Regions from separate parts of the Mus musculus genome. Here all the other regions are linked to region 4. Evidence: chromatin loops called from intact Hi-C (ENCODE). Cell type or tissue: left cerebral cortex. All regions are shown on one strand. Each heading gives the region's core, and the rest is flanking DNA. Links, peaks and the distances in the headings are about the cores only. Region 1 holds the start of Flrt2 (fibronectin leucine rich transmembrane protein 2). Region 2 has its middle 320 kb from the start of Gm26055. Region 3 has its middle 620 kb from the start of Gm26055. Region 4 has its middle 75 kb from the start of Gm26055.

Region 1 (8,448 bases), core at 151-8,150, 390 kb after region 4:
TGAGGCCAGGAGCGTTTCCTTCCACGAGTAAAATGTGGTACCAAAAAGTGACTGTTAAAGGTAACTTTGTAAGAGCTCTATGGTTCTATGCATTGTAAGTTAAGAGAGGCTGGGTAAAACCAAGTGATGAGCAACTGGAGAACCAAGACACAATTAAAATCCCGTGAGGTGGGACTGAACAATCTAGAGTGGAATATGTCAAGAGGTGAAGTATGCTTTGCAGAACACCTTAAATACATAATGACAATTTCTTCCTAGGTTGAGGTTTGGGCTACCTCAGTGGAGTTGACTTTTACACAGGCATCTGGGTGGTAGACTTGGTTTAACATTTATTTGATAGCAAGGAGACTGGGGCTGAGAAACATTTAATGATTTCCCGATACACTGATGGAGACTTGAAATAAGATCTTCTAACTCCAAGTTTGGAATATCTGTAATCGAACAAGCCAGAGTGAAGATGTGTTTGTTTTCCTAATAAAAGTCAGCCTTGCAAACGGATTCTCTGCCTTCCTAGGAAATTAAGTTTATTTTTCTAGTATGTCAATACACAGAAACTGAGAGGACGTATATCAGTTTTAATTCAGAGTCTAACATAGACACATTCAATTAAATACGCTTTCTCAGATTATAAGATCCGCCTCTGCTCATCAAAATCACAGCTAGATATATGAAGCTCTATTCCATTTACTATAATGGAAACATCTAAGATTAAATAAGTCCCTGGGTAGATCTTGCGTTTCTTTTTATACTCTGTTTTTTAAAAGGTGTGTCTCCAAGTTATTCCCCCTACGGCAGTTGAAGAATATACATCAAGTTTTTGCTAGCCTTCCTTTGGAACAGAGCAACTGCAGACCAAAAGGCAGGTTTATGTAAGAGGAAATCTCCATGGTTTAATGTGCTTTTGTTTCCTGTCAGTGTGTACCTTCTGTTTTTGTTCACGCATAATCATCTTGTAACCTACACAGAAATGGGAAAAAAAATAACATGGCTAAGAAAATGGATGTTCTAGCAATTACTTATAGGCTGGCTTTCCAATCTTAGTTTAAAGGGCTTTTTCATGAGACCAGAGATTCCAGTAGCTGGGGCCGCAATACACAGAAGGCTGGATATAAAATAATGCCACAGAGGTCCCTGTAAAATCAGTATACTGTCAAGAGATCTTCACCATCACTTGAATGAGGCCCTCTCCCTAGAGAAATGTCTTTCAAAGCACTAAAGCACTTTGCACATACTAAAATTGTTTTATTTCTGTAATGAGCATGTAATTATGTGTCTCTGGGACTTCACTAGACTGAGAATTTGACAGGGTAGACACAAAATCTATTCATCAAAGGCCTGCTACAAGTTGAACATTTTCTACAGATGTTTGTGAGGGGATCTTTGCAGTGTAATGTTTTCAAATCAGAAGGGAATGTATCCCAGAGCTGCAGATGGCAGGACAACAGCCCCACTGACAAAATAATTTCATAGATTAGTAGTATTTTTTTACTTGTGAAAGAGAAGAAAAGCAATCTGTGCACTGCATGCTAGCCATGGATTTTCTTGCCATTGTCCCTACCTTAGAAGGAAGGGTGCATTTCTATGCCTGGCAAAGAAGGCTTATTTGTGAAATCAAACCATCTTTGAGCATCTGGTGAGGGGAAGCATGATGGACTATGTACAACTGAAATAGAAGCGTGAAACCAATATAATACTTTGAGATGCTAAGGTCTAGTTGAGAGACAAACTGCAGATAGTTAAACATCACTTTATGGAAAATTGAAATGAACAGCACTCTCTCGGGAAAATGTGACAGAGGGAGACGAGAAGCCATGGGTATAATGACTGCTATGTTTGCATAAATTAGTTGAGGTTTTGAACAAGTGAAGAATGTGATGTAGGAATAGAAGGGAAGCACAAAGAAGATCAAAGAAAGACTATTTTAATGCAGATTAGTTGAAGACTGATTCAAATTGAGTAGAGAAGGGAGAGTGTGGAACAATCTTTCAAAGACATACTGGAGGTGTTCATCATACCAGATGATGCTCTGCACACTGCTGAGGGAGAGGGGTAATAGGTAAGTCCTACCAGCTATAATTTCATGTCAGCCACCAAAAACGCCTGCATTGGCAAGATATCACTCATCAATGGTGCAATCGGACTTAAGGCCTGCTCAATAGGAAGGAATTAATGTCTGGTACTGTAAACCTGGAGATGCTGGAGAGATCATAAACCAGGAAGAAGAATTTAGTACTGCCATTTTCCAAAACGTATATGCTTCCCAAGCATATTATAAATACTTATCTTTACAGGTTACTGTAGCTCTTACCCTTCAACAAAGCAGCTTCTTTTGCAGCCGATGAAGACTGTTATAGAGGTCGGTAACTTGTCAAAATACAGAGAATAAGGGAAGGCAGGTGTCCAGTCACAACCGAAACACCTGCAGTGCAACATCTACACTCAAACAGCTCCAAGAGTATTATGGAAATTTAGTCAGAAAAGTTGGAAGATCAAGAATCTCGGGAGGCCTGATGTTAGATAGTAATCCTTAAGCATAACAGGACAAATGTACCCGTGAAAACTCATAATGTGATTGCTTGGACAAAATCTATGTAATGCCAGTGCCGGTTGACACGCCTGTGTGGACAACGAAAATTTCACATAGTCCCAAACTTACAAGTGGCTGATGAGAGGAGAATCAGGCTTTTCCAACCACCAGGTGTCTTATGGGATATTCAATCCCAGATAGGTAATGATAGGTAGACCTTAAGGCATAGATATAGAAGTTATGCTAAATGGACACATTGATCTCTCTCTGTCTCTCCATCTCTCTCTCTGTCTGTCTCTCTGTCTGTGTCTCTGTCTCTCTCTGTCTCTCTGTCTCTCTGTCTCTCTGTCTCTCTGTCTCTCTGTCTCTCTGTCTCTCTGTCTCTCTGTCTCTCTGTCTCTCTCTCTCCGTGTGTGTGTGTGTGTGTGTGTGTGTGTGTGTGTGTGTGTGTAACAATGATTAATGAGACCACTGATTTAGAGGGAGGAACATGAGGTTAATTTGAGGCATAGATGGTGCAAGTGATGTAGGTAACAATGCTCATGTTTGAAGCTCTCCAAAAAAAGAGAGAAAGAAAGAAAGAAAGAAAGAAAGAAAGAAAGAAAGAAAGAAAGAGAGAGGGGGGAGGGAGGGAGGGAGGGAGGGAGGGAGGGAGGGAGGGAGGGAGGGAAGGAGGGAGGGAGGGAGGGATAAAGGACCTAGGCCATTCCTTGAAGATGCTTTTTTTTTCTACTGTATGCTTTGTAGGAGTGTGGGTTTATTTCAGGGTCTTCGATTCTATTTCATTGATCAACCTGTCTGTATTTATACCAATACCATGAAGGTTTTGTCTTGTCTTTTCTTTCTTTTCTTTTCTTTTCTTTTCTTTTCTTTTCTTTTCTTTTCTTTTCTTTTTCTTTTTTTAATCACTATTGCTCTTCAGTACAGCTTGCAGTCAGGGAAAGTGATTCCTTCAAAAATAACTTTTTTATTGTTCAGAAATGTTCTGGCTATCTTGTTTTTGTTTTTTTGTTTTTCAAATACAAGACTTTTGTTCTGTCTGACCTCACTTCCATGCATTCCTTAAGTTGACTCTTCAGTCAGACTTACGACTTATCACATTGCTTCTCTACATACACTTCCAGTAGTATTTTCTTACATTTATAAAAATCATGATAATAATAATAACAACAACACCCATAGCTTTTTAGAAAGGAGGATATGCTCATTGCACTACTTTATTATACTTTTGAATCATCATTACTGGAAAATGAAATTATATTTATTAATAACCACCCCCTCTTCCTTTTCTGGATTAATTCTGTTTCCAGTAGCATGAATCACAATGTCAAGCCTGTTTAGGGTTTCATCTTGTTGGTTAACCAATATATGTTTGTAAGAATGAGCTTAATATACTGTCTTCTCAGAAGAAGGATATAGAGGATGATAGGTTCTGGGGACACATATGCATAACTGCACAGAAGAATGGATATTTAAAGAACGGTGGAAATGCATATGTCCTAAATTGTGAGCTTTGCTGATTCAAGAACCAAAGGAGCTATTGCTATGCTCTGCTGCCACCTTGGCAAATCAGAAGGATTTACAACGGAATTCTTCAAGCTGAAGTCTGAGGCAGCTCCAGAGGCCTCTCAGGACTGCTGGGCTCAGATGGGCATTTGCAGTTTCTGCCATTCACATCGGGTTGGGTATATTGGGTCCGGAGGAGGCACCGATTCGGTGGTAAAGCGCGGTTTGCTCTCCCTTTTAAAATAACCCCTTTCAGCAATGCCTATTCCACTGTCTAACAGCTTCCTACTGAAGAATAGAGCCTGAGAAAAACAGTTGTACGTTTGTGCTCAGATCACAGTGTCTGGGCTCATTTGACAGAGAAAGCTACAGCAGAAGAGAACAGTTTTCTCAGGCCTGAGTTTCTTTTCTGGGTCAACAAGACGGGTTCTCTGCTTATTCAATTAACTTTCTGGAAGTTCTGAATGTATAGGCAAAGCTGTTCACTAAACCCAAGCCGGAATTTGTTCATTATATAATTAACCTGTTCCAAGGGAGCTGAGGAGACATTGTTAGTCAAATCGCCCTTAAAACTAACCTGATATATATCAAGCCCTGCTCCCCTATTTTTAATTTTTGCATTTGTATTCTTTTTTCCCCCTCTCTATGTTTATTCCACTCATGCCTTTCTCTTTAGGCTCGTTTACCCAATCACATACCAACTTCGTTCTTGTCTCTTTTCCACCCGGTCTTCAGGTGTTTTACTCTTTCTTATTTAACTGATGTCATTTAGTTGACACCAGCTTCTGATGGGTAGGAGGGAGGCCACTCTCCTTGCGGTTTCATTTAAATTTGGCAGGAGTGGGTGGGTCCCCTTCTCCATTCCTCTCGCACTGCACTTGAAACTCTGTTAAGAGTTAGAGCTTGATCAGAGATTTCTAAGTCTTCAAAGCGCAGCTGGGCAAGGAAATTATATGAGAGGCGGGGGACACAGAAGTAAAGGAATAAAAGCCAACTTTGCTGGCAACTTCAATAAATCCGGTAACTGGAGGTTAAAAAAAAAATAGATTGTGAGGGCTGGGTCTGGTCCGGATGAAACGTTAGGTTCCTTCCCATCTCCGAGTCTCTCTCGGAAAGCGCGCCACTGGCACCTTGCCACCCAAGTGCCCCTAGACAGCCACACGCCCACTGGAACTGCACGTGAACAAAGCTTTTGCCCGGAAAGCCAGCGTCTGTGGTTTCTCAGCGCAATCTAGCTTCTATCCGGAGTGTAGGGTGAACACAGGGTTAAGCCAGTTCCCTCCTCGATGGGAGGGAAAGGAGTGGGAGGTGAGCAAAGCTTTCTGTCTTGCCGGGTACCTTGCAGTTAGTTGTACATTTGAAAGCAGTCGCCATCACTTGTGAGTTTGGCGTCATCCATTGTCACCACCAAGGAATGTGCGCTGGGAGATAACACCAAGGGCAGTGCTTCTCAAACACGCAGAGAGCTCTTTCTCTCTCTGCTTCCAGGTGCGCTCTTATCTGGTCCTCTGTCCCAAGTTTCCAGAACGTGGAGGCAGCAGCGCAGAACCGGTCACCGCGTCCACTGAACCTCAGGACCAGACTGGCAGTTCTCAACGATGGGCAGGAGGGACCTCGGCGGCGACCCCTAAAACAATACCATGCCCGGGGAGTCCCTCTACTGCCGCTCTAGCTTCTTCCCTTTCCACCTCCCGGACCCGGTTGGATTCGGATGAGCTAAGGAGACAAGGCTGCCAGGTAAAAGGATTGCTGTGCCAGGTGAAATTTCTAGTGACTGCCCTAGCTTTCTTTACATGGCCACCACATTATTTGGACCCCCACTCCCTTTTGAACAAGTGGTGGGTGGTCACTAGGTGGGTGTTCTATGTTTTGTCTTTTTATCCGCAAAGAAAATGGGATTCTTTTTCTATCTACCCCGACTACTTGGGGACCCGGTGTGTATGTGTGTGTGTGTGTGGGGGGGGGGGGGGCTGCGCCTTCTACATTCAAGTCGATTCCAAGTCCTCTAGGGAGTTTTGTAACCGAGTTGTGGGTAAAATCGCTCATTTGCTACCTGCCAAAAGCATCGATCCTAAATGGAGTTTTCCAAATCCCCTAAGCTTAGAACAGCCTTTCATTTCCTTAGAATGCTTCTCTTAAGTCCGGTAAGTAACAACCCTCCATACCCATCTGGGTTGAATGCAAGAAGTGTTATTATCAAGCCTCAGTATCTCAAGCCCCTACCTGCCCTATGCCCGAAATCCGGGATCAATTCCCCACTAAATTGGGGATGCTAGTTCGTTTTCTTTCCAATCGCTCGTGATTTTTACAAGCCAAGGACCTTTCCTGCCCTGCTGTTGCACCAGAACTGGTAGTTCCATAGCTGGTGTAATTGTGCTTTCCTTACTGGTCAGGGATGGAAAAGTCCCCAGGAGATCCCGATACTGGGGAGTCCACTTTCCCTGCGTCCAGTGCCTGGGCTGCGGAGATAGGTCCTTCTATGCCCTCAGGCGCTGAATGCAGATACCCAGAGTAGTAAGGGGGACGGACCTATCCAGCTGCCCTAGAGCCTCCACTAGACTCTGGCCTCCTGGAAAAAGCCCTCCTCTGAGCTGAACAGCCCAGGGCTCTTACTGGAGTTTTGAGAGCTAGTGTGGTCACTTTTTCTTGTAATCTCTTCCATGATTAAGAAGCCCAGCTAGCTAAGTCTGTCTTGGAAGGGCTGGTCCCACACTTGCTATTTGGATAAATCATGTGGCCTGCCAGGCGCCTTGGGCGACCAGGGGCAGTTGTTCCTGAAGGCTATCAACATCACCACTCTTATCTTGGCACTTTACTTCGGAAGCTTCCAAGATGACTCTCACTATCTGTTCTCAAATTAAAGTCTCCATTGGAGCTCCATTCTCTCCTGGTTATTTGTAGGTTACACTTTGAGTTTGGAGAAAAGACAGACGAGGGTATGTCTATGTGTTTTCTAGCCTCCTTTGTATATATAAAGCACGGGGAAGGGTGGCAAGCTCTCTTGAACCCCAGTGGTGTGTGCCAATGTGAGAGAATGCCCGAGTCGCGGCGGGTTTGGGTGGATCCCTGTGTGGCTTGGGAGACAAATCGGGCGTTTCTCCAAGTCGCCTTACCAGGGTTTAAGAGCTCAAATCCATGAAGGTAGCAGACACAACAGCACTGCAAGGAAATAAAAACAATTGGGGAAGTGCTGCCAAGTGACTCAGACTTTGAACTGAGGACAAGGAGTGCGGTCTCGCTCGGGGGTTCCTCCGGAAACCATCTCCAGCGCGTTATAGCCAACGCCCCTGCCAAAGTTCTCAGCCCCCGGAGCAGAGGACATCTCTAGGGAGTTGGTCCAGGCCAGCTTTCAAGTTGTAAATCGCTTTTCCCGGGGCCCTACCCACGGTGCGCCTCTACAGCCTAACGCTAGGCGACGGCTTGCTCCCCCTCCCCCTTCTGTTAGTATTCCGCCGGTCTCCAGACTAGTTAAAACAGGACCACAACTTGCTGGAGACACGGGGACAGCAATGAATGGGGGAGCAAACCAGGCCACCATCCCCTTGCCAAAAGGGGGTGGGGGTGGATCAAATAAAGAGTCATGTCTCCCATTTCTTAGATTACCCTTTAACCTTTGCAAAGAGACTCGCAAGTGAGAAAGCTGTATCAATTGGACGTCCTAACTGTAGAGCTGGTTAGTCTTTGAAGCGGTCATTGTCAGTTGTCTATTGTAATTTATGGAGACAACTCATCTACGGAACATCTCTCTTTCCAGGAGCAGGCAGGGTAATGGGGGAAAGTAGATGTGTCTAAATATGATGCCACACTCTAATTTCTACAGTTAAAGTTTATGGAAGAAAGCTTGCTGAGTGGACCTTTGATAGACTGGGGGTGCAGCACATCCCCAATGTTGCCGGCGAGTGAAATAACGCCATTTTGGTTTGAGAGACTTGCTATATTTTTACCCTCTCATGTTACGTTTCGATCATTTCTGAGTCTAATAGCTCCTCTGGTGTAGACATACATCCAGAGGACTAGAGAAAGGATTTTTCATCTTTCAGAGAAGCTCCGGGTGTGTAGGGAGGACGCTTGAGGAAGCTTAGAGAGAGGGAGAGGAGCAGCGCTGGGTCAAGTTGGCATCCCTGGCAAAGCGGGGTGCACTTAACTCTCTCCAGGGAGGACAGGGTTAAAAGCCCCATCTGACTTCTCTTGGAAAGCTTAGAGTTGCTGCGGCTCCTCCCAAGCATTCTTTAAACCAGAGAAGTGGGAGGGACTCCGCAAGGGTGGGAGGGGAGGAGGGGAGCTGAGAAAGAGGGCTCCAAGAGGGGAGCGCGCCAGAACACGAGGGACCGAGGGAGAGGAGGGGCGCCCGAGGAGCCCAGCCGACTCCGCGAATTCATTACAGTAAACATTTCCCAAGAGGGAGGGGGTGTCAG
Region 2 (8,448 bases), core at 233-8,232, 250 kb before region 4:
TAGTTTTGGAAGTTCATGATTCATTACATTATGCTTTTTTCCCTTTGACATTGTTAGATTAATTAAATTTATTAGGTCAGCTCCAGTGGAGTCTTTGTCCAGTTTTCTGTTGAGTTTTCATATCTACATTATCTAGTTTGATAACTTCTACTGTCTTCCACGATGCTCAATTCAATTTCAATTCTTCATGTATTCTTTAATTCCATTTCTTTTTGTGTATTCCTATTCAGACTCAATATAGTTTTCCAAGATGATTAATCCACAAATGCCTCAAGTTAAAAACGACAGACTATCAATCCCATCCCAACCTCTCTCATCACCACATCTCATTCTCAATTTTAAAACATCCAATTTGGCTTGTCTCATTGCCTCATGCTTTTGGATCTGTTTACTAATTTAGCTTATTGATTTCAGTCCTAAATAGTCAAGGTTCTAAGATTTAGCCTCTGCACTTTGTTTCTACTGCTCTTTTGTGATCCCTGGTTCCATGCTTTTCCTTTTACCCACAAAGTAATTTAGTCAGTTTTAAGTGTTGCTTGGTGTGTAAGAATTATTCTGGGTTTCATAATATGGGAACCAAAAATTTACATAAGCTTCTGATTTTTCTAATGACTGACTATTTAACAGTACCTGTAAAATTTATATTTATAAATTTGAACTTCTCTGGTGGTTTAAATGATAAATGCCTTGGGCATTTGAATGTTTGGTCTTCAGCTGGAGGCATTGTCTGGGTATGTATAGGAGGTATGAGTTTGCTGAAGAAAATGTGCAGATTCAAAGTTCAGTGCCATGCCCCACTCTGTCATTTCTCTCTCTCCTGAAAAGTTTTTTTTTTTTTTCTGCAAAATGTTGAACAAAATTTCAATATGTGAACTCTCAGGTCTTCAGAAATGTTTTTTTGTTTTTGTTTTTTGTTTGTTTGTTTGTTCATTTGTTTGTTTTTTAGTGCTCTTGAACTATAGGCACATATAAACCCTCCCTTCTATAAGTTGCTTTGGGCATGGCATTTTATCATAGCAATACAAAAGTAACCAATACAAATATTTTCAATAGTATCCAAAATACTTGGCCATTTTTTATTTTTGATCAGGGTATATTTGATTTATTCCCAAATATTATGTGATGAAATTCTACAGAATCTATAAAAGTATGTTTAGCCATTTGTAAAATAATTATAATCTTCCTAACACAAAAACTACAGAATGTATCTCAATTTCGTGTTGTTAAAACAAACTATGCATGTATATGAAGTGACACTACTACACCGACTCTAACAAGCTATTTCTATGTCTAGCCTTTGAAATACTGTGGCATTCATCACAGTAATAGTTGTGCCACATTATTCTGGTGCAGCCATAGTGCTTACAGAATGCAAGTTTATGGAATAAGGGAAAATTATAAGTCAGCAAATTAATGGATGAGTGGAAGAAGAAATTGTAAGTCATCTACAGACCCTTGCTTTTCTATCTCGGGAAGAAATTGAAGTGTAAATTTATTAGGAAATAGCCCTAAACCAGACTGTGTAGATGCACTGCTATAAGAAATAAAATGTCAATAAATACTAAGGACTATGGGATTCACATACCTTTCCATACGTCCCATTATACATATAAGACTTCAAAGTAGCACAAAACAGTGCATCACATTATTAGAGGAGTGAAGCCAGTTAAGACACATGGAACTAATTCCTAATGGTTGTATTAGGAAAATACAAGATTTAGGCTCAACTTATGAAAGACAAGCTTACCAGTTACATAGTTTGGAAAATACATATTTTTTTATAAGACTCAATTTTCTTATCTTTAAAACTGGGAATATAGTAAGAGGATTGTTATTTTGAAAAGTGTTACAAAGATGAAAATCATTAAATTATTAACAGAAGCAAGTCTTACATTCAAAAAATAAATACGACTATGTAATCAAAATGTAAATACTGTATTCTTGACACCAGGTTTCTCTCAGAGTTTACATTAGCAAGAATGTTGATGGGTTCATTGAGGTACAGTAGGATAACAGAGATCAGAGAACCCAGAATCCCAGTCATGTTAACACTTGCTGCCTAGACAGCGGTGTTATTGGAGAATGTTTAGGCCCTTAGGTTAGTGTCCTTTCTGAAGGAAAGATGTTGCTGGGCATGGGCCTTGAGAGGTTAACCTTTAAGTCATTGCTAGTCTCTGTGTCACACTTTGTGTGAAGGTGTGAGCTCTCAGCTTCTCTTAGAACAGTCACGTGGAATCTCTTTCCCTCTAATATAGTTATTAGCCCTTATCTGAATCTAAAATTGTCACAGAAATTGTAATAATATGTATTTTTCACATTTTAGTAAAATACTGTTTGTCATAGAACAGACTCAAAGAGCCAAAACAATTGTGGAGTTTTCTCATTGGAACCATAGGAGTGTAGAAAATATAGATTGTATAGAATTTAAAGAGCCAAAGATAGTGGAGAAAAATACTCAAGACCCATTGTTAAAGGAGATTGTTATTTTCTGGGGACAACAACAAAACACAAACAAACAAACAAACCAAAACAAAAGACACTATGATAAATGCAGAAAAGTTTACTTGGGCTTACAGTTCCAGCATGATGGGCATCTGTCCACTGTGGAAGAAAGCAGAAGGCATGCAAGCAGGAAAAGCAGCTAAGAGCACCCATCTTTGAACTCAAGCACAAAGTGAAATGAAATTAAAGTGACTTAGTGATTTAAACCCACAAAGCCTATCTACAGGGGCATGCCTCCTTCACCAAAGTCATACTAAACCACCCCAAATGGCAAATGCCCAAGACTGTGGGGAAGCTCTCTCATTCTAACCACAAGAGTAGCAAGAAGAATTGATTGCCCCACACCCAAAAGCCAGAACTCAGTTTTGATGTGAAATATAGAGATACGTGAATAAAGCAGCAAGAAAAATATAAAAATACTTTTTCCAATTGACTGTGCTCATTGGGGTACAGTCTACAGCTATAAGGGACTCGATGGCTATAAGGTAACTTGTCATTTATTTGTTAATTTTCCACACCTCTCATTGAACAAATGAAAATTAAACACAAAAGGTAATTAAGTATCCCCTGCAAAAGAAGTCAGTAAAAAGGGAGATGACAAGATGACTCAGAAAAATGAAAGGATTTGTTCCTAAACATGATGAATTTAGTTTGTTTCCTGGGATTCATATGTTAAAAGTAGAGAACTGACTATTGCAAGTTGCCTTTTGTTCTCTGCACGTGTGTACAATATTTGTGTGTGTGTGTGCTCGCGTGCACACACACACACACAAAAACAGAGAGAGAGAAAGAGAGAGAGAGAGAGAGAGAGAGAGAGAGAGAGAGAGAGAGCTCATTAAATAAAACAGTAAGTTCTTATATAAATCTGTGTTGAGAATTTTGATGTCTTTAAATAGATGAATGTTATAAAAATATGTTTTGTTTTAATCCCAACTGTAGGATATGGAGCTGCTTCAGATTGTCCACAGCAGCCAACCATGATCTACCTTGTGCTCTAGCAGGCATGTGATTCTTCCAACTGCAGATAATTCTTGTAAGTGCATGGCATTTGGAACTCTGGAGACTCTTGAAAGTGTAGAAGATCCTAGATCCGAGGGAGGCTTGGGCTTGCTGCTGCCCTGCTCCTGCTGCTGCTGTTGCTTGCTGGTTATTGATTGCTGGTTGGAGATAATCTGATAACCAGGATCAACATTGCTGGAAGGAACTTGACACCACTAATCAGCTGGATGTAGTCTAATGAGATTCACACCTCCTTTCTCCTCTAGGCTTCTTTCTCTCCTATGTAGTATTGGAGGGTTGGAAGGGTGAAGGGTGGTAGAGAAGGGAGTCCATAAGCCAAAAGTCTGGCTACATAATGATAATAAATACTTGTAAATATTAAAAAGAAAAATCTGGAACACATAAATATATAAAGGTAAGCACGTGATTCATAAAGAACCTTTTAAATCATATGAGCAAATCAAGCCATCTTTACAGGCAGAGTTGAATAGGACAAAAGATTATTGCAAACCCTTAGAGTAGGTCAGATGAGGCTGAGGCAAAAGTCTAAAGCCTCTGAACAAATCCCTGGAGATTCAGGCTGAAGATGTCTTGCCATTCACAAATATATCAATAAGATTCAGTAAGGAATGTATTAAAGAGATGCCTAGATATCCAATATAATCTCTGCTTATCTTTGACCAAACAGCTACACTGCAAACCCAGCCTCCCTTTAGCACCCACATTCTTGCATTTTATGTAAAGATGTAAAAGCAGAAATGTGTTGATCCAATCATAAGTGTGGGGGTGGGATATAAATACATCCCGTAGGTGTTCTTTCATGTAGTCTTTCTCCCTCTGGAGGCAGAACCTTAATAAGGTCCAACATAAATACAACATAGCTTTTATAACAAAGGCATTTGTTTCTATGTGTCATCTTCTGAGATAGAATGTCTCTTCAGACTTAACGCCAGCTTATCATCCTCACAACCGATGACTGTGCTCAGTCACTGAAATCTTACTGTTTGTGTAGTATCACTGCCTCGGATTACCATTCTTATTTGAAGACAGTTCCTAAGGAAAATAGAATCATGTAAACGTGGCCTTCAACAATAACTTCCCAATTATTAATTTTGTGGCCTTGAACATGTTATCATCTTTACAAGGTGCAAAAATAGCAACCCATATCTAGATAACAATTTTTAATTGAATATTATACAAGGTGATATATAAGAAAAAAATTGTATTACTTTTATTTTTTACAGTCCAGTCATTACTCTGTCTGGGTCTGCCCTTCCACAGTTCCTCATTTCATTCCTTCTCTCTCCAACCCCCTAAACCCCCTACCTCTGTCTCAAAGAGGATGCTCCCATTCCTCCCACCACTTGCCAGGCCTTTTCACCCCACGGGGTCTCAAGTCTCTTGAGGGACTTCAGTGAAAGAAAAAAAATTAAAAATTAAATACTTTGCCTAAGAAATAGCTGTCATTATTATTTGATCTTTTGGCATCTAAATTGATATTTGGGTGTAAAAAGTGTTGTCAATACAATACAATGGAGGATGAATCAGTACATAATGTCATCAAATCCCGGGAAACTATATTCAGATTACCAACAGCCATGAAAAATAACTGGTAGGCCTGGCAGCATAGCTATAATCCCAGGGCACTGAGAGAGAGACAGTATATCAGCAGAGATGTTTTGCTAGGTAGACTAGCTAAATTTGTGAGGCTCACTCAGAAAGTGATTTTTGTCTTAGTATAGAAAGAAAAATCAAAAAAGGTACCTGACACCACCCTGGACCTCTACACTCATGCCCACATACATGCACAGACATGTGCACACCCATATATGTAAAAATAAATACATATATGAACACACGCATACACTTGTTTATTCTACCAAGTACAGAAATGAAATATCTGCAGGGCTTGAAGAGCTGTTTTGATAAGGCAAGGATCATAGTACAGATTGTAAACTCAATATAACCCAAAAGTCAGTTTCAATTTTCTATGCATACAAATTGCTTATGCACAGAGATTCTTAATGTGTGAGGATATTTTGTGAAGTTATAAATTCTAACATACATAAATCAATTGTCACATATATTCCTCACAGCAAGAATGTAGGTCCTTCTTTATATGGATGAAAATGTACATGCCAATTCAAGCATACATACACACTACCCCTGCAGCTGCGATCTTTGCAAGGAGGTACCCACATTTCAGGACTTGGCATGTTTTCTCCCTCAATCAAAATAGAATTACTCAAAATGGTCAGCAAGGACGGTTACCTCATTGTTCTTACAAAGAGTATCTATACAAATGTTTTAAGATTCATAGGGGTAGAGTTCTAATTCTCATTATTTTTGCTTGTTGTCCCGCAAAATAAAATATATTTCTTTTAAAGAGATGCACACAGAGATTATTTAAGGAAAAAGTGTCACCTCTCTTCAACCTCCCATTGATTACACTTAAATTAGCTGTTTCTGTATCTAAGAATGTTACAATTACATAAGTCTATTCTTGTGGCTCTCATGTGCATGGTCAACAAGATTTACAAATCACATGAGGGTCATTAGTAAACAGCAGTTTTCTCCTGGTTCTTCATACTTTTCCATAGCAAACTATAACATGCATTTGGTCAGTGTTGTTTAAGATTGAGGGATAATTTTTTCTAAATCCCACCCTACCATCTCCTTCACCACACCCCTCTGCTTTTTCTTTCCTTGCCATTGTTCCTCTAAACTGAAAGGCCATCTGTTCACTTGGCAGATGCTCGTCAGTTCTATAATTGTTGTCATTCTTAGTATAGTGCGAACCCCGCACTATCCGGGGGACGGGAAGTACTACATTCATGAGTTAGCCAAATGTATATTGTTGTCGAAATTACTTGTCAAAACGTCAAGGGGAACAATATTTGATTTCCAAAGCATGGCACACATCTATCCAGATTACAAGATGAGGGTCCTATTATGTTGTTACTCATGCTTTGCATCATTCAGATTTCAACTGAAGTAAATGGCATGAGCTTTGCAAGCAATGATTTCTATTGTGTGGAAGGACAGGAGTTTGCTCAAGCAGTGAATTGAGAGGTTTTACTGAAGTGTATCAAATACATACATTTGGATAACAGAAGCCTCTGGTATGAATGTAGCTCACTTTTAAACAGACCCAAAATATGATAGTCAGGAATAAAATACAAAGCATATTTGAATGTGAAGCCAGGGAACCATCAAGCCCAAAGACAATAAGATAGTATGGTAATTTTGTTTTGCTCCTATTACAAATTATTAGGAACACTGGGACTTACAATTGTTCCAGTTTAAGTCACACTAGATCAAAGCCAACATTGGCAGGGCCATGTTCCTTCAATAAGATCATCATGGAAATCGTAACTCGAATTTCCCTGTTCCCTAGAGATGGACATTTTTTTTTTTATCTAGAGCTTAGTCCCTCTGGCATCAAACTGGCATCTCTCTGACCACACCTCCATGTTCATATCGCCTTGAGAGATGCTTTGCTTGGAAGAAATCGTGAGCTAAGTTTAATTTTTCTGGATAAATTCAAGGTATTATTTCCAACTGATGGTATTTAACAAAATTTCTATCTGTAACCTCCCTCTTTCCATGTGACACAACATATTTACCAGATCCATAGGGTAGGATATGGACATCTTTGGACTTCTCATAGATATCATTCATCTACAAGTGCTTTAAAATAATGACAAAGAGACATAAATTTATTTACATAAATTAAACTTAAACAAATGTAAAATATTTACTATACCGACCAAACTCTAATTCTGTGTTCCTATGATGAAAATACACAACTTTATTTTGGTAAATTTGTTTGAATCTTCTCTTTAAAAAAGAACAAAAGAATCCTCTAAGCAGTATTTGTATTTCCTTACTCTTGCAGTATTTTTGGGTGACACAATTAGTTACACAAACAACATTTTAGCCAAATACCTGCCACCCCGTCATGGTGTGTTTAATTACATAATTATTATTCAATTATATTATGTATATTGCTGACAACAACAATGATGAGGTCATATTACAAAACATTCCTGAAAGGTTCTCAAAGGTACTTTTTATTGTTAGCTGATATACAATGCAATTGGAGCTGATGTACGCTGAAGATAGATGCATTAGAAACCAACCAATTAGCATGCCTGTCCATGCAAAACTTCAAAGAACACTTAGGAAGTAGCTACTCCAGGCTACGAGTTAAATCAGATGCTGCAGATAAATGATAAATCGGGCATAGAATCTGCCCTGAATTTACATGCAGTGTTGTTAAGGAACAGATGTATAACTTGCCATGTACTGTTTGTTCTCTCGTGCATGGAAGGAAAATAAGAGGTCGACATTGGAAAAGATCAATAAAGAGAGGAGAAGCATTTCAAACTGATTTTTAAGGATAATTGTGGCTGAAAATTTTTAGGTAACTGCAAAAAGGCATTCTTTCATTTTATATAGGAACCATAAAAGGGAATCAAGTTAATAAAATTTAAATAGCATAACAAAATAAGTCTCTAGGTAACTCAATTAAGGAGTATTATTATTCCTCCCATGTCTGGCCTTTCCTTATGGATTAAAAAAATGTAAAAGACTGAAGCAGGATGCAACATGTGTCACAACAAGGTAAGGGATTGCTTTCCCTGTGTTTATCGTGGAAATCTGTGTGTGGGTGACTTCTCAGCTAGTGTATTAGGGATGATTTAAGATCCTTACACCTACAACTTTCTGCCAAATAAAACAGAAGCCTCGGCTCCTTAGATTTTTCAAACAGCTGCCTGTTAATAAAATGTTGACTTGTATTCAATAACAGTTAAGCCACATCAAAGTGAGTTATTTTAATTTGAGAATATTAAATTCTGATGTTGGACATGCCAGAAAATGATTGCATTTGCTAAGGTATATAAAACCTGTGTTTCACAGGAGAAATTCATGTGAATTCAAAGT
Region 3 (8,448 bases), core at 63-8,062, 550 kb before region 4:
AATTTTTTAATTTCCATGGGAAAGAGCTTTCTAATAGTACTTTGTCTCATTTGCTGATGACCTCTACCTCCATCTGTTTTATTGCAAATGATAGCATTCTATTCCTGTGATTTTACAATGTTCCTTTGAGCATACATGCTATAGTTTCTTTATATGGTCATCTATCTCTAGGTACCAAAGTTGATTTCTTACTTAACCATTGGTGGCCAGTGCCACAATAAGAAGAAATAGGCAGGGAGACTGTGTTATGACAGCTTAATATGCTGTCTTTTTGAAATGTGACAGTTGGATCTTATGGGGAGCCTAAATAAAGAGCCTATAGACACTCTAACTTACAGAGATAGAGTTTCATAATTTTGTCTCATATTTTGTTAAGGTCTGAGGAGAATGAGGTTTTTTTTTTTTCTTATTTCATTTTTTGTTAGCAGATCACATTTTTCATTTTAAATAGTATTTTTTAAGATAGTGATTTTATGTTAGTGAAATTGGTCTAATTTATTTAGCTGCTTCTGTATTTGAATTTTGCTCTTTTAAATATAACAGTTGGCATTCTTTTATCCATTATCTAGGTTGCCTCTTTACTCTGTTACCGTTTTCTTCAATGGTTAGAAGTTTTCCGGATGTAGTGTTATCCACATCTTGTATAATTTCCAGTTTTGGAATAATTTGAAACTGCCTGAAGAGTTGTGTTTCTTAGAAATGCATGCAACTCACAGGCCATATGAAACCCAAGAAGAAAGAAGCCCATACCAAAGTGTGGAAAATACAGTCCTACTCAGAAGGAGAAAGAAAATAATATTGGGAAGTAGAGGGAGAGAGAGATCTGGGAGGGATAGAGGAAAGGAGGGAAAAGGGGGAGCAGTTCAGATATGGGAGGACATAGGGGAGAAGTACATGGATTCAGGAATTTGAAAGGAGTTATGTAACAGTGAGGGAGGGGGAACTGGGAGTATCCACTAGAGAGTCCCAGATGCCAGGAACCCAAGAGGTTCCAATGATCCAATAGGGAGGATAATAGCTGAAATACCCAACAAAAGGGATATAGAACCTGTAGAGACCATATCCAGTGGATAGGCACAGCCCCCAGTTGAGGGAAGGGGCCGCCTACCCACCTCAAATATAAGAATCCGGAATTTCTCATGTCAAATGGAAAAGCAGGGACAAAGAGTAGAGCAGAGACTTAAGGAAAGGCCATCCAGAGACTGTCCTACCAAGGGATCCATCCCATCTGCTGAGACCAAACCCAGATACTATTGCTGATTCCAAGAAGTGCTTGCTGACAGGAGCCTGATATAGCTGATCCCTGAGAGGCTCCCCTAGAGTCTAATTGATACCGATGTGGATAGAAGCAATCATATATCAGACTGAGCATGGGGATCTACAATGGAGAAGTTAGGGCAAGGATTGAAGGAGCTGAAAGGGTTTGCAACACTGTAGGAAGAACAACAACATCAACCAAACAGACTCCTCCTCCGCACCCAAAAGGTCCCAGGAACTAAACCACCAATTAAAGAGTAAATATGGAGGGACTCATACCTCCAGCTATATATGTAGCAGAGAGTCTTATAGGGCATCACTGGGTAGGGAGACCCTTGGTCTTCTTGAGGCTTGATGACCAGGGTAGGGGAATGCTAGGGAGCTGAGACAGGAGTGGGTAGGCAGATAGGGGAGCACCCTCATAGAGGTAGGGGGAGGAAGGATGGAATAGGGTATTTGTGGAGGGGAAACTGGAAAGAGGGGATAACATTTGAAATGTAAATAAATAAAGTAACCAATTAAAAAGAAAATAAATATCCTAATCAACATCCATGAAATGTGAACAACATGGTAACTCAGATACAAGGGTGGCATTAATTGACATGTAATGTGAGAGAGGAATGCTCAGGACACCTCAACTCTAGACAAAGAACTACAAGCTGCTAAGGAATGCTTAGAGAAGAGAACTTTCCCAGGAAGAACACACCAAGCAGACATCAAGTACCAAATGGACAGCCTTGGAAACACATACATCAGTGACATACAGAATGCATAGGTCTTAGTTAAATATTACAAGTACATACATACATACATACATACATACATACATACATACATGCATACATGCACCTAAAGGAAAATAGGTCGTGGCATGAGTGGGTTTTGAAGAAGTAAAGGGGAATGATATAATTATATTCTAATATCAAAAAAATCCTATGAGAATGCCTAAAAGTATATCATCAATGGTTTCTTTCCCTAATAAAGTAATATAGAATTTATGCCAAGATTTTTGGTTAATTGTGTTAATTTTTGTGCTAGGTGAATGGTAGATGTCATGTGTCAGTTTTCTGCATGTGCTTAACTAGTTTGGACTTATCAGAGAGCCTTCCCTTTGTTGTCTGTATACTTTTGGGATTTATCTTGAACATTGGTAGCTGTTTTGTTCTGGAAACTGTGTTCTGTTCCATTGGTCTGTGACACTTGCTTAAGACTTCCAGATCACCCCTTTGTTTGTGGAATGCTATAGCATTTCACTCACTTACAAATTATGTTACTTTCTGTATACAATGAAGGGTTTCATTATGACATTCAAATTAGATGATTGCAGAGTATACAAAAATCAACTTAAAATAAGTTCCAAGAGCTAAAATGTAAACAAACAAACAAACAAAAACCCGAAACAAAAGAACTCTAGGTGAAATTTCATTGGAAGCTGTTTCACGAAGGTGTTGTGAAATGTGTTGTTCCAAAGAGGAATAAGCATAACTCTGAGTCTAGGGGTAAAACATAACTTATAATCTTGAAATTTAGTAAATTTCTATAATTTATTCATGAAAGTTTCTGTATTTCTTTCTTTTAAATTTTTGTGCATAAAATTTCATTTGTTTGCATCAAGACCATTATATTACCTTATTATTAAATCATATTATTTGGTGAATTTCCTAAGCTTATTTACATTAACTCTCCTATTAATTACTTGTGCATGTTGAGAAACTAAAATACCAAATCCTGATCTATGTGCAGAAATGAATCAGAGAGCAGAACAAATGTGTCTGAATAAACTTCACTTCATAACTAGAGCTAGAGACAAGAAACAAGACGTTGAAATTGAATAAGATTAGGGCAGATGACTATGTTCAATGGAGAAAACCCCGAGACCTCCCTCCTTACGTCATACTATATGCTCAAGATTGCATTTGCTTTGGCTAATCCATTTTTAGAGCATTTCAGTCTTAAGTATATATTATACCAATTTATTTTCTGATAGATTTATTCTGGTTCAGATTTTATAACAAAGTCTTACTCAATTGTAAATATTGACTATGGACAAGGTACTCAATAAATTTTTTTTCTATTTTATACTAGTTCTCAATAGATGTTTTTTCTATTTTTTATTAGTTCATATAATGACATACCTATAATGTTCTATTTTTTAATTAAGCAGAATAATGAACAAAATTAAATAAAGCACTTTGGTTATATTTGTACTATATACAAGTTAATTATCCCTTCTGGATGATTTACATCAAAATTTATAATAATATTTTTTAGTATTTAATTTAGTGTGGTTTATTCTGGGGGGTTCTTATTTTGGTCATGCAATTACTTATATAAATGCTCAATATAATATGAAGTATTTTCAGTGTCATGTTTAGATTCCTAAAAGTCTGACAACTTGATCAACTATGGCTATGGATTTTACCCAGTGAAGTGAATTCCCATGACTGCATTATTTCTAAAGTTGTCATATTGATGCTAGGAATGGCTCTGCCAAAACCAGAGTCACACAAAATTTTTGTTCATATAGAGAACTCATGAACCCACAGCAATTACAGGAGCATTAACAAGACCTATTCAAGCTCAAGCAATAGTGATATCTCAGTAGGGTATAGGTAGTGCTTTGGGCATGGAATCCTACCAATAGCTCAGTAGTTATTAGAAAATGGAAGACTTTAGGATAGACAGCTTTCTTTAATAGTGTGACATTGGTAAGTCTCTAAACTTCAGGGCAGGGCACACTCCCAATAATTGTTAGACAACAAAAATTGGATTCCATGTAAAGAAGAAAAGGGAGGAAAAGAGGAGGCATTCAATAGGGAGCAGGAAATTTTACTGTTAAAATAAAATGTTGGCTATTTGTATTTTGTATTCTACTTTTAAAGAAACGGTAAGGTACAAAATTATCTTTACATTCCTCTAATATATATATATATATATATCATGTCCCTTCATAAAAAAATTTAGCAAAGTCATTTAAGGTGGAAAAAAGGATGGTTCAGAAAAAAATAGAAAATTCTGAAATATTCGACATCTTGAGTTCCATCTTTGGTATCCATATGGTTGAGAAAAGTGACTCATGAAATCTTTCCTTGAAATACCATGTGAATCATAGCGTGCACTAGTACAAGCCTACACACATGTGCACACATATGGAGGAGGAGTGGAGGAGTGGAGAGAGAGATGATTTCAATCTAAATAAGAAACATACCTTATTTAAAAAAAAATGCCATGAATTATCTTTTAGACAGTTAAAATGTTAAGTTAATGAAGTCATTTAAAACCCAACCAATGGACAAAAGAGGCTGACCCCTGTGGTTGAATTAAGGAAAATCTGGAAGAAGCTGAGGACAACATAGTAGGAGGACCAGCAGTCTCAATTAACCTGGACCCTCGAAATCTCTCAAACACTGGACCACCAAACAGACAACATATACCAGCTGATATGAGGCCCCCAACACATAAACAGCTGAACTTCTGGGTATGGGTTTAGTCAGAGATGATGCACCCAACCCTCAAGAGACTGGAGGCTCCAGGGAGTTTAGCAGTCTGTTGGGGTGAGGGTGGGGGGTTGGTACATCCTTGTGGAGACAGGGGGTGGGGAGGATGTATGAGATTTGGAACAGTTTGAGGATGGACTGGGAGGGGAATAAAATCTGGTGTATAAATAAATAAATAAATAAATAAATAAATAAATAAATAAATAAATAAATCTAATTTATCAGTAAAAATACAAAAACACACACTGGAAGGGATGTCAAACCAAGAGCTCCAGTGGGGTAACGAATCCAGTAAACACTCTCTGAAGTCACCCCACCTTGCTAATTGATGGCAGAGATCATAAACAACACAATCACCTCCAATCCTCTTACTGAAATTTCATCAACCAAAGAAGACTAAACTAAAAATCTAATACGGTATACCAATGCCAAAGCAACTCAATTCTAGAATTTGTCTACACTTTGAACATATTCTTAACTTGTAAAATTGCTTCCTGTGACTTTAAAGCATCTACATAGTCTACTTTACTCTCTGCAACTAAACACATTTAAGAGACATTTTTGAGCTTTATATTATTGTGGTTTCCATGGACAGGTGCCTCTCAATAAGTTTGTAGTCTTTTTCTCCTCTTAATCTACTCTTTTCTAATCTCTCAAAGAACATTAATATAAAGCTTCAGAAGAAAAGTTAAAGAGGCAGGTGGATCTCTGAGTTCAAGGCCAGCCTGGTCTACAAAGTGAGTTCCAGGACAGCCAGGGCTACACAGAGAAACCCTGTCTCAACCCCCCTCCCCCCCAAAAAAAGAAGAAAAGTTAAAAATTTTAGGAAAGTTATACAATTACTTAAATAATCAAATTAAAGTTACTTATATAGGACAAAACTTATACATTTTATTTATTTATCTTGTCAGCCAAGGAAAAGTATGGGGAAGGAATACTTAATAAGTTTATAATTTGAGTACATGATTAAAATATACACATCTTTATAATCAGCACTATTCTAAAAATATGAAATTTCAGAAATTTTCTATTCCTCTGTCTCTGGTTGACCCTAGCTATATTTGTTTTATCCCTGGAGAGTGACTGTACTAATTAAGTTTCCTGTGAACAGATTTTGTCTATCTTCAGGTACCTAGGGATACAATCACACAGCAATGTACTGTTTTAGAGGCTAGGTTTCAGAAGCATGCCCTCGAATTTATACATGTAACTTAGGTATTTAGTATTGCTGAATTCCACAGAATTGCCACTTGTTTGAACACCCAGAAGATAGGGGCTTTTTGTGCCAATGTCCTCCTAGGAACAGAGGACTGAACTGTAAAACTGTCACTAACTCCTTTGGAGGAGACACCTGCCAATGTTGAGGCTCCTACCATAGAGACTCTGAACACCCTGCCTCTATCTTCCCTGTTGAACAAGCTGGAAGATTCTGTGAGACCGATCATAATGAGTGTGGTTCTTGATCTTACCATAATGTTGCTGTGCAGTAGGCTGTAACTAATGGTTATTTCTGCTTCAGTGTGCCTGGATACCAAGACAAGCATTGCAAATTGGAAGTGAATTAATGTGTTTCTGATCCCTGCATGAATGAGGCAGTATGCCTTAATAAGATAGGAAGAAACATATGTGTCTGTCCGCAAGAGTATTCTAGTGGAAACTGTTAGTTGGATATTGATGAACGTGTGTTCCAGCTGTGTCTACATGGTGCCATGTGTCAGTATGTTTGGGGAGATTACACTTTGACTATGCACATGAATTCACTGAAGACCACCGTGACTCAACTTTGATGAATGTACCAGTCAGATACATCTCCATGCAGGTCTTTGTATGGATGGAGGAGACAACTACTACTGTGCCTGCATGGGGAGTGGGTTCACAGGGATACAGTGTGAGACATTGATGGTTCATTGTTAGTCAAGGCCTTGTCACAATGATGCAACATGTGAAGACACTGTTGATAGCTATATTTGTCATTGCTGGCCAGGAATTGCAAGTGCCCTGTGTGAGACAGACATAAATGAATGCCGAATCATTCCCTTTCCAATTTGCGGTGGTCGGGAGGTGGAATTATGCTGAGCTGTCCTCAGAGGATCATGAGGGCCACATGGCAGGCTTGCCTTCTTCAACTACTTTGGTGTATCAGGCTATATTTGTATCTGTCACCTGGATTCAAAAACAGGAGCCTAGCATAATTGTCCTCTGAGAGGCTTCACCCAGCAGCTGACCTAAACAGATGCAGAGACCACAAACATTAGCCAGAGCTCTGAAAGTCTTGTGAAAGAGCTGGGGAAAATAACTGAGGAACCTGAAAAGGATAAAGACTACAAAAGAAGACCAACAGAGTTAACTAACCCATACCCTTGGGGGGTTCTCAGAGACTTATCCACCAATCAAATACTGAACCACCACCAAAATAGGGCTGTATCTAAGCTCTCTACACAAATGAAGGCACAGCTTGGTCTTCATGCGTGTTCCTTAACAACTGGAGCAGGGCTTACCCTGATTCTGTTGCCTGCCTGTGAATCCTGTTCCCCGAATTGGTCTGCCTTGTTTGGCTTCAGTAAGAGAGAACCATGCCTAGTCCTTCTGTGACTTGAAGCAACAGGATGTGTTGGAACCCAGGGAGGGCCTCCACCTTTTCAAATGTAAGGGGTAGAAGTGGGGAGATGCACAGTTTACATAGAGGGACTGGGAGGAGAAAGAGGCTGTGATCAGGTTATCAAGGGAATAAATAATAGGAAAAGATAAGTAGCAGTAAGAAAATAAATTATAATTTGTGTTTTATAATTTACATGAATTCAAGATATAAAGTGTTCTACATATATATTTGTATAGATAAAATACTTATTTTCAGTTTTTATTTAACTTGATCATTATTAGAAAAGGGATGATTTCTTTATGACATTTTCATACATATATACAGCATACACTGCACTTCTTTTAATTGTCCCTCTGGCCTCCATTATCTCCCTGGCTATCTCTTGTTTATACTCTGTCTTCCCCCGTTATTCACACACAGAAACACACACAGACACAGACAAACACACACACACACACTCACTCATCTATACCTATTTTTTTCAAAAAATAAATTAAAGTGTTTGTTTTTTTTAATTGAACAGCATGCACAAGGTTTGCAAATGTTCAAGCCAGACATGGTCCCAGAAATGAGAAGGAAGGATAGATACAGGTCCCTACACCTAACCATGAAGCTACTTGCTAGTGATACACAATGGTAAACAAAACATTAATTTTCTCTAATGGAGTGTCATTATATAGATCAGATATAATCCACTGTACCACCCAAGCCGAGGGATAGTTGACCAACAAAAACCAAACTCCATGGAATACTTGGGACTTTTTTGTTCTGTTTTAGAATAATTTTTTCTCTCATTGGGCTTTTACTTGTTTGCTTTCTGTTTGTTGATGTTACTTATTTCCTTTGTTCCTTTTCACTTTGGAATGGAGAGAACCATATAGCCATCTACAGACTATAAAACTAGAGTCATATTTCACCCCACAAAAAGTCAATTACAAAGCTCAATAGGAGACCGAGAGAGAGAGAGAGAGAGAGAGAGAGAGAGAGAGAGAGAGAGAGAGAGAAAGAGATTGAGACTTAGAGAAAAGTACAACCAAAACTCTTTGAAACAAAAGCAAAGGCAAAAACTTTCAAACCTTCTAAACTGGACTCCAA
Region 4 (8,448 bases), core at 205-8,204:
TGTGGATGTATTTATGTTATGTATATACATTTCTTTTACTTTTTTATCTTTTATTATTATTGTGATTTGTTTGTTATTTCTTTGCTTTTTATTTTCCAAATTGAGAGAGAAGAAAATCATGTGGAGCAAGCAGGTAGAGAAGAACTGGGAGGAGTTGGGGGAGGGGAAAATGTGATCAGAATATATTGTATGCAAACACTTTTCAAGAAAAATAGCACCATTAAAAAAGAAAGCCAATTTTTTACAGGGCAATGGGTAATAGACATTTCATTAGTAAAATTTGTCTCATTCTGATAACTAAGAAAGTTAGCATCGTCTCATTATGTAATTATTATTACTTTTTAAAAGTATAACTTAATGACTAAAATTCAGTCACATAGAAATAATGCAATATGTTAACCATGCTAATAGCGGCCAATAAAAAGGTATAAATTATCAAGTAATATGGTTTCATGTCACAAGAAAGTTTGACACAACTTATCACTAGACACAATCCATGGGAAAGTTTATACATCACAAAGAATACCATAATCTAGATGTACAATATTTGATCTTAATCTGATTCTAAGATTAACTTCAGTTTGCTTCTTGTAAATTGACTTGTTGAATAATGTTGATATTATAGAAAAATGTGACCATAAAATTACAATAGAAATATTAATTCCTTTGATTATTCTTTCAATTTTCACTATAGATTCCATTTTGTAAACAATTTTATGAATTATCATCCAATACACCTAACTGGTGCTCAAAGTTGGTCAGACCATGCTATTTTATTAACCATGCTCAAAGGTTTCTGAAGAAACTATTTTCAGAACTTTCTTTATTTACCGCTTAATTCTTCCATTCCTTTATGAAATTGTTGAACATTTAAAGCACTCCACCAGCATATAGGAGACATTTGTAAACACAAATGAAAATTTTCCTCTCATGGCGTTAAAAAAAATCCTTCCCTTTTGAGTCTTATGTTTGAGAAGACTTACTGCCAGATATTCCACTTTCCATTATTATTCAAACCTCATTTAAAATAAACTATTAGAAAATTAATGGTATCTCTTAATTTATGGGTTTTTTTGGTTGAAAGTTTTATATACCATGTCTTTGCAAATATATAAATCATAAAGCTATTGAAGAATTAAATTCAACTTTGATCAGTAGTTTGGATTCAGCATCTCTTCCAACTCCAGTAATAGATATGCAGAATGTCTCCAAGTTTCTCAGATTTTTGCCTGTTCCTTTAATTCATCTCTTACCTGAGTTAAATCTCGGATACCCTTTTAAAGTCCAAGTTTATGAACTTAATTACACACACACACACATCCTACTATAGATTGTTACATCCTCTTAATGACAAGCTACCGAAAAAGACTAAAAAATGTTAAATAAACTATGAGATGCATTGATGTGGTTGATATAGCAAGTTTAGTATGCCAAGTTATCTTAGCAGAAGTAAATGGACAGAACTCTGGGATGACGGAAACTGAATAGAAAAATGCCAGTGTAACAAAATACATGAGCTTCTTATTTACAGAGAAAGTTGGAGGTACATTGGGTAATACTAATGGACATCAAATAATCAATGCTATGTTCTAACATAAAAATTATGTCACAAGGTCCTAACAAACTTTTGCTTAAAACAAGAACTCATTAGCTGTGTGACATTAAGGAAGTTTTAAACAGTTTTATATTTTTGTGTAGAAAAATATAGAGATGCATATGTGAACAGAGATCTCATACCCTTCAAGTGAGAACATAAATTAGCATATATACTTGAGAAAACTTTGGCAAAGACCCCTAAAGTTGAGTATATGCATGCCTTCTGAACTAGGAAATCCCATTTTTTTCTGTGCGATAGATATTCTGAACAAGTGTTTCTGTATCTTTATAGAGATATATATGATATGTAGAATTATTTGTAATTAATACCTAAACATTAGAAGTGATAGGTAGAAGAGGTAGTGAAATTTTCACAGATTTAAAACCACAAAAATAATAAAAATGAATAAACCATATGCAAACCACAGTATGGCAAACTATGGATTAATCTCAGAAATTACTGAGATGTAAATGTATGTACTATATAAACCTATTTAATGTAAAGTCCACCATTCATTAGAATACTGTAAGGAATTGAGAATATAGGCATAGTAACACTGAAACTGTTATAGTATCTTCTACCTAGGGCTTCAGATCCCAGTATCACTCTGTTACCTACTATAGGTACTGATCACATAGAAAAATCATTATTTTAAACATCACTTAAGATCCTGAACATATTTAGGATTGTATACCACATTATGATACAGTTTGTATTAAAGAAACTCATTTTTGTATGTCTTCGGAAAATTGTAATAAACATTTTAGTTACTGTCATTATTTTTCAATGTCTCCTTAAAGGATTTGGGAGGCAAAGTTAAAAAAAAAAGTTGGGCAGCTCTGTATTCTTGGGCTTCTATCCCAGAGAAATAAAGAATTATGTTCATACTGAAACCTGCAAGAAATGTTTATAACACCATTAACCCTCATAGTATCCCCAGACTGCCAACAATGGATATAACACAGATACTTTTTTTTCAAACAATGAATAATTAAGTGAACAGCAGAATCTTTACACCATGGGACACCATCCAGCAGTAAAAAATGAATTATTATTAATGCAACAATTGCATGTTTCTTAAGGGAATTATACATGAACAAGTAATAGGAAAAACAACCCTAATCTTAAAATGTGAGAAGGTTTCTTGTGTAACAAACAGCCTTAATGTGAAAGCATCATACAAGTGAAGATCAGATGAGAGGCTTCCATAAACCACAGATGGATGCACAGGGACAAGAATGAGGTAGGTGTGTGAGTGGAAGGGCAACATGAGGCGATTCTGTGATGACAGATGAAACTGTATTTTGTTGGCATGGGGTATGCATGGACCTTCACTTGTGGTAAAAATGCACAGAGTTGAACATATGTAGATACATAAGTACAATTGAGACTATATGGACTAACCATTCTTCTCTATGTCTTTTAACAAAATAAAAACAAAAGCCTCAGTATATTAACCTGTCTTCTTTTCATTAAGGGTAGCAATTCATTAGTGTTTTCCATTCTGTTGATCCTATTTTGCGATGTTTTACGTTTTAATCTTTCTAAACACGCAGGCTTTTAGCTCTTCAATTTCTTTGTAATGAAATTCTATTCTTTAACTTCTACTTGCATTTTTGGTACTTTCTGAAGAACAAGAGAATTATTAAATTTGAGCAGAGAACTCATTTTGTTATGTTACTTCTGATTAAGCAGTCTTTCCTCAGCCTTATTTCAGCTGTTGAGTCCAGCTTAGACACAGTTACTTTGATAGCATTGGTTCCATGTTCCATGTAATTTGCCAATGTTTATGTGTGACATTTGGAACGTTTAATTAAAAACTTCAAGAGCCTTAAAAGTGTTATTTATAAATAATGACTTATCATTATCTACTTCCTGGCTGTTATGTAATGATTTCATTTATTTATTTATTTTTTACTTTTATAAATAGCTAATTTGGTCTATCTATTTTTGTTTAAGTACTGATAAACTTATAATTTCATTGCAAATATTTGTAACTTATGGCTGTGTGGTCACGTATGCCCTAGTTATGATGCATAAAAATGGTTCTCTTGAGTTCTCAATCAACATTTCTCTAAATAAGTCCTAAATTTGTATTGTCAAGTCCAAAAACACCATGTTATGATTTTACTAGATTTGCATAAAATCTAAAAAGGGAAAATTAGTTTATCATATTCAGTTTCCCATCTGTGGACTTGATATGTCTCTCCATTTTAAGTCCTCTTCTGCATGTCTCAGCAAAATAAGCCACTTTAGTTTAGTTAGAAAATGATTTTTTTCCAAGCATTTTTGTTGATGATTCTGAGTGGACCTCTTTACCATCAACCATATTCAGGTTTTATCACTGGCAATATAATTGATGTTTCAGTTCTATAACCTTGCTACCTATGTAGATAAAGCTAAATTAATATCTTAGCTCCAATAGAATTTACTTCTTAGACTTTCAAAGAAGAAATTGTATGATAGACAAACACTTCATATTGTCCTTGAGACTGATCTGCCATATTATGCCAGTTTTCTTATTGTGTTGCTACATAACTTACGTAATAATGATATACATCCCTTGTCTGATTACAATGGAATTTTAGAGATATACTCAAAATTATATGTGATATTATATGCTGACTTTAGTAATTGCATTGAAATTCATCTCATATTTTTCTCTGCTCTGGTAAGATGATAAATCCTGGAATTCAATATAATGCTAAATCCTAGAAAAACATACCTTAAATGTTCCTTAGTCTTCTATTGTTAAAAAGCCTTTCAGATCCTTGGTCCTTGGATAATAGATCTATGCTGATCTGTTTGCTTACATAGGTTCGTCTTCTTTAGATGCTTTCTGCTTGCCATGAAGTCTACACTCTACCAAATCTTTTCTAGAAAGCTTTCATAGATAGGTCATGTTCATGGTGTATTCCTCAAATTCCTAGATGTTCTTTTATGTAATACATTATGAATAAATCTAACAATGAATTACACTACAGTTCACAATCTTAAATTATTCTGCCCACCTGCTTCAGAAACATTTTCAAAAGCAAAGAACTGCAGGTTATCCACAGTGCCTAGTCAAACATTTTACAACTGTTTCAAACAAATTACCATCCTGACACTAATCCATTAGAATTATGGAGATAAATCATCAATATCATGTTCCATTTAACATGTGTCTCCTTCATTTAGTTATTATAATTTATCTATTTGTGGACACATTGTATTATTACATTATTTCTTACATTTATAAAGTACGTTTATAATAGTTTAATAAAACATATGAAGTGTTTTAGGAACAATAATAATACTCATAATAAAAATGACAACACAGACAATTTGACTTTAATGTGATAGATACAGAAAGTGAGTAAGATGTCCTGTGTAAGTTAGAAAAGTGACTATTGAACTCATGACTTTAATGTTATAGATATAGAAAGTGACTCATGTTTTGTTGAATTCATGCTGTAAAGAATAATTTTAATTGTGAAGTTAAAATAAATTTAAATTACCTGTATAATGTCTAGATTGTGAGCATATCTGTGGGAGGATTGTCTTGACTACATTAGTTGGTGTAGGAAGAACCAACCTAAGTCAGAGTGTCAGCATTACCTGGGATGGGTCCTAGCTTACAAGTAGAACTTTGACCTGTGTCTGTTCTCTCTCTGCTCTGGACTTTGGATGTGAATAGTTACCACATGTCCTTACTGCCTTGTTTTCTCTGCTATGATGTACTATATGGAATTATAAGCTAAAATTAACCCTCTCTCTGCTAAGTTCTTTTCTCATAATATTTTATCACACAATCATAAATAAAACTAAGGCATGGTTTTTTGTGAACTAACGTTGAAGTTTTAACTCCTCTCTGCTGTATCCTGTCCGATTTGAAAGGAACTGTTTTTACTTTACAAGTGACTGTTTCACATTCTACATAATAGGTTAGAGATGGCACCACAGTCTAGCAAAAACTTTTCAAGTATCTGGCCTTTGAAAGTTCACAAGTCATTGACAAAGGGTATTCATGTGGAAGATATTCTTTGGTGTTTTATAGAAATGATCATATCCTTGGCTCCATGAAAAAATATCTAAAATAATGTGAAAAAAGTTTAGTTAGAAATATGCTATACAAACTTTCATCCATGAAGGTAAATATTGCCTCAGATACTTAAAAATATAAACAAACAAGTATATGTACATTGACATAAAATTAATTTTTGCATCTTTCTAAAACCTAAATTAGAAAGTCTCACTAGATCCTTCAAGATCACTATTTCTATTGTGTGAGATTACCTGATGATCCAGAAATAGTTCAGAATTAACATATGTAATTTGGGTTTGAAACAGACTATATCAAGCTGAAAAAATCTATCCTAGTCTCCTACCCGTAACTAATCTGTGAATGCCTAAATTAACAGTAAGAATACTTTCTTATTTCACTTGATCTTCAGACATTAGTAATCTCAAATAGTCTCATTTATTTTCGACATCCTGAATCTTTTGAGGGCAAGTGGAATTTTCTGTCAATTGGATGATCAACTTAAAATTCCTGCAATACTAATTTTCCAACAAGGTACTTTATGCTTCCATTTATAGTTTGATACTGCATTTTTTTCCCCTTACTGACTCACTCTGGCACTTCCAAGGCTTTGGCTGAATTTAGTTGGAATTTCAAATCTTTCTCAGATGTATCATCCTACCTACTATTTTTAAAATGAGGAGTATACCGATGCTCTTGAGGCCAATTCTCATCATATCTCTCCAATGTGCAGGGCTCTGTTTCACACTAGATACCTTTCCAGCACTTCACTGCTGCTCTCAGACTTCATCTAAGATCTCACGGCCTGTGTCACTTTTACCCTTGACCCACCAGAAAAACCTCTGAGGAACAATGGATCTGTCCTGCTGCAACACACTCACACTCAACAGCAGTCAGCTTTGTTTCCCTCAGTGGAGCTCAATGATACTTTATCTAGAGAAGTGTGAGGCTCTGGCAGTACAGGAGATCTTTAAGTCTACATTTTGAGCATTCTCCTTTATGATTTTTCAGAGATGTTCAGATTGAGAGTTACAACGAGCCAATTTTTAACAAATAATATAAGCAGAACAAGAACTTTAAAATGTTAGTGTTCTGGAGGCTGGAGAGATGGGTCAGCAGCTAACACGTGTGGCTTTTGCGGGAAATTTGAGCTGAATTTTTAGCATCCACACTGGGTTTGGTGATTCACGACTGCTCACTTCTTACCTCCTCAGACACCCACACATAATATGGCATGTGCATGCATGTGCGTGTGCGCGCACGCACACACACACACACACAAGCACAAATAAATAAATAAATTTAAATAAAATGGACATACTCAGTAGTAAACTAAAACAAGTGATGTAAAACATATTACTAATTTTTGGAGACCAGATCTCATCAATGTTTGCATGTAAGTTATGTGGGCATATTAACATGGCCAGGACATCTGCCCAGTTCTCCTTTCTGCTTGTCCATCTTTATCTCATCTCCTCTAATTGCACATCAGATCTCTCCATGCTACAAAGTACATGGTTGCTCCAAGCCCAAGCTCATTTTAGCAGCGAGACACTTTCTTTGTATCCATCTCTATGTGTCCTTCCAGATAAAGATCTCAAGATTTTTTTTGTTCTGTAGTTCAGCCCCTGTATCAGCTGGTGCTGGTACTGGTCCATTCCTGAAGCTCTGCAGAAGTGAAACCTGACTGAAAGGCTTCCAAGGTCATGCTTCATAAGATGAGAGCTTCACGCACCAGTGCAGAGTGATCAGGGTAGTGTCATTTCCTCCTTTCACCTAGGAAAAAATTCTCCAAAACTTCATTTAACTTTGATTACTCTTTCAGGACAGCCACAGTCCTAACATGATTCTGTATGGCCTACCCTTCATTGTTTAGTACAAGGAAACATGTACATTCCTTGCACACCAGATGCCAGTTGCTACCTCGAATATTCAACACTATATATTGAAAACATTTTCTCTCAATAAGAATTACCATACTTAATGGATTGAAACTTATCTTGTAGCTCCATTCCAGCTCTTCCTCTCTGTGTGTTATATACAAGCTGAATGATGGCCTGAGATTGAGAGCTTATCTTTAAAACCCGGAGTTTCATCCATTTGCCTAGGAATTTCATAAATTCATTCTTTTTAATTGGATATTAGCCCAGGAACTTAGGATATCCAAGATATAAGATATAATTTGCTAAACGCATGAAACTCAAGAAGAATGAAGACCAAAGTGTGGACACTTTGCCCCTTCTTAGAATTGGGAACAAAACACCCATGGAAGGAGTTACAGAGACAAAATTTGGAGCTGTGACAAAAGGATGGACCATCTAGAGACTGCCATATCTGGGGATCCAGCTTAATCAGCTTCCAAACGCTGACACCATTGCACACACTAGCAAGATTTTGCTGAAAAGACTCAGATATAGCTGTCTCTTGTGAGACTATGCCAACTATGCTGGGGCCCAGCAAACAGAAGTGGATGCTCACAGTCAGCTATTGGATGGATCACACGGCCCCCAATGGAGGAGCTAGAGAAAGTACCGAAGGAGCTATAGGGATCTGCAACCCTATAGGTGGAACAACATTATGAACTAACCAGTACCCCGGAGCTCTTGACTCTAGTTGCATATGTATCAAAAGATGGCCTAGTCGGCCATCACTGGAAAGAGAGGCCCATTGGACATGCAAACTTTATATGCCCCAGTACAGGGGAATGCCAGGGCCAAAAAGTGGGAGTAGGTGGGTAGGGGAGTTGGGGGGTGGTAGGGGTGACTTTTGGTATAGCATTGGAAATGTAAATGAGGAAAATACCTAATAAAAATATTAAAACAAAAAA

Evidence for each region. A loop is a pair of places that touch in the nucleus more often than their neighbours do. Peaks named below come from ENCODE experiments on the same cell type or tissue, not always from the same donor. Only the 100,000 strongest peaks of a DNase experiment are listed, where the experiment ranks them.
Region 1: it touches region 4 in a loop (5-fold over the local background); 2 of 42 quality-filtered maps call a loop at or near these places.
Region 2: a loop joins it to region 4, with 4 times the contacts of the local background. A loop is called at or near these places in 2 of 42 quality-filtered maps.
Region 3: a loop joins it to region 4, with 5 times the contacts of the local background. A loop is called at or near these places in 2 of 42 quality-filtered maps.

What each region holds. Positions count from the first base shown.
Region 1 is chr12:95,686,846-95,695,293 of GRCm38, forward strand. Flrt2 (fibronectin leucine rich transmembrane protein 2) reads left to right here and starts at 5,381. Exons shown (of 2, transcript NM_201518.4): 1 at 5,381-5,770. In left cerebral cortex, for the core only: CTCF peaks have their summits at 4,086 and 7,445; DNase peaks (open chromatin) are centred at 820, 1,604, 4,098, 5,350 and 4 more places; H3K4me3 peaks cover 3,934 bases; H3K27ac peaks cover 4,035 bases.
Region 2 is chr12:95,050,808-95,059,255 of GRCm38, forward strand. No RefSeq gene overlaps it. Among named protein-coding and RNA genes, the nearest start is that of Gm26055, 320 kb to the right of the region's middle. In left cerebral cortex, for the core only: a CTCF peak has its summit at 4,315 (motif pointing left); DNase peaks (open chromatin) are centred at 3,617, 4,280, 5,667, 6,268 and 1 more place.
Region 3 is chr12:94,751,579-94,760,026 of GRCm38, forward strand. It overlaps the pseudogene Gm18504. Among named protein-coding and RNA genes, the nearest start is that of Gm26055, 620 kb to the right of the region's middle. In left cerebral cortex, for the core only: no CTCF peak of the experiment used is centred there; a DNase peak (open chromatin) is centred at 4,384.
Region 4 is chr12:95,299,285-95,307,732 of GRCm38, forward strand. No RefSeq gene overlaps it. Among named protein-coding and RNA genes, the nearest start is that of Gm26055, 75 kb to the right of the region's middle. In left cerebral cortex, for the core only: no CTCF peak of the experiment used is centred there; DNase peaks (open chromatin) are centred at 3,823, 6,344, 6,740 and 7,138; H3K27ac peaks cover 2,817 bases.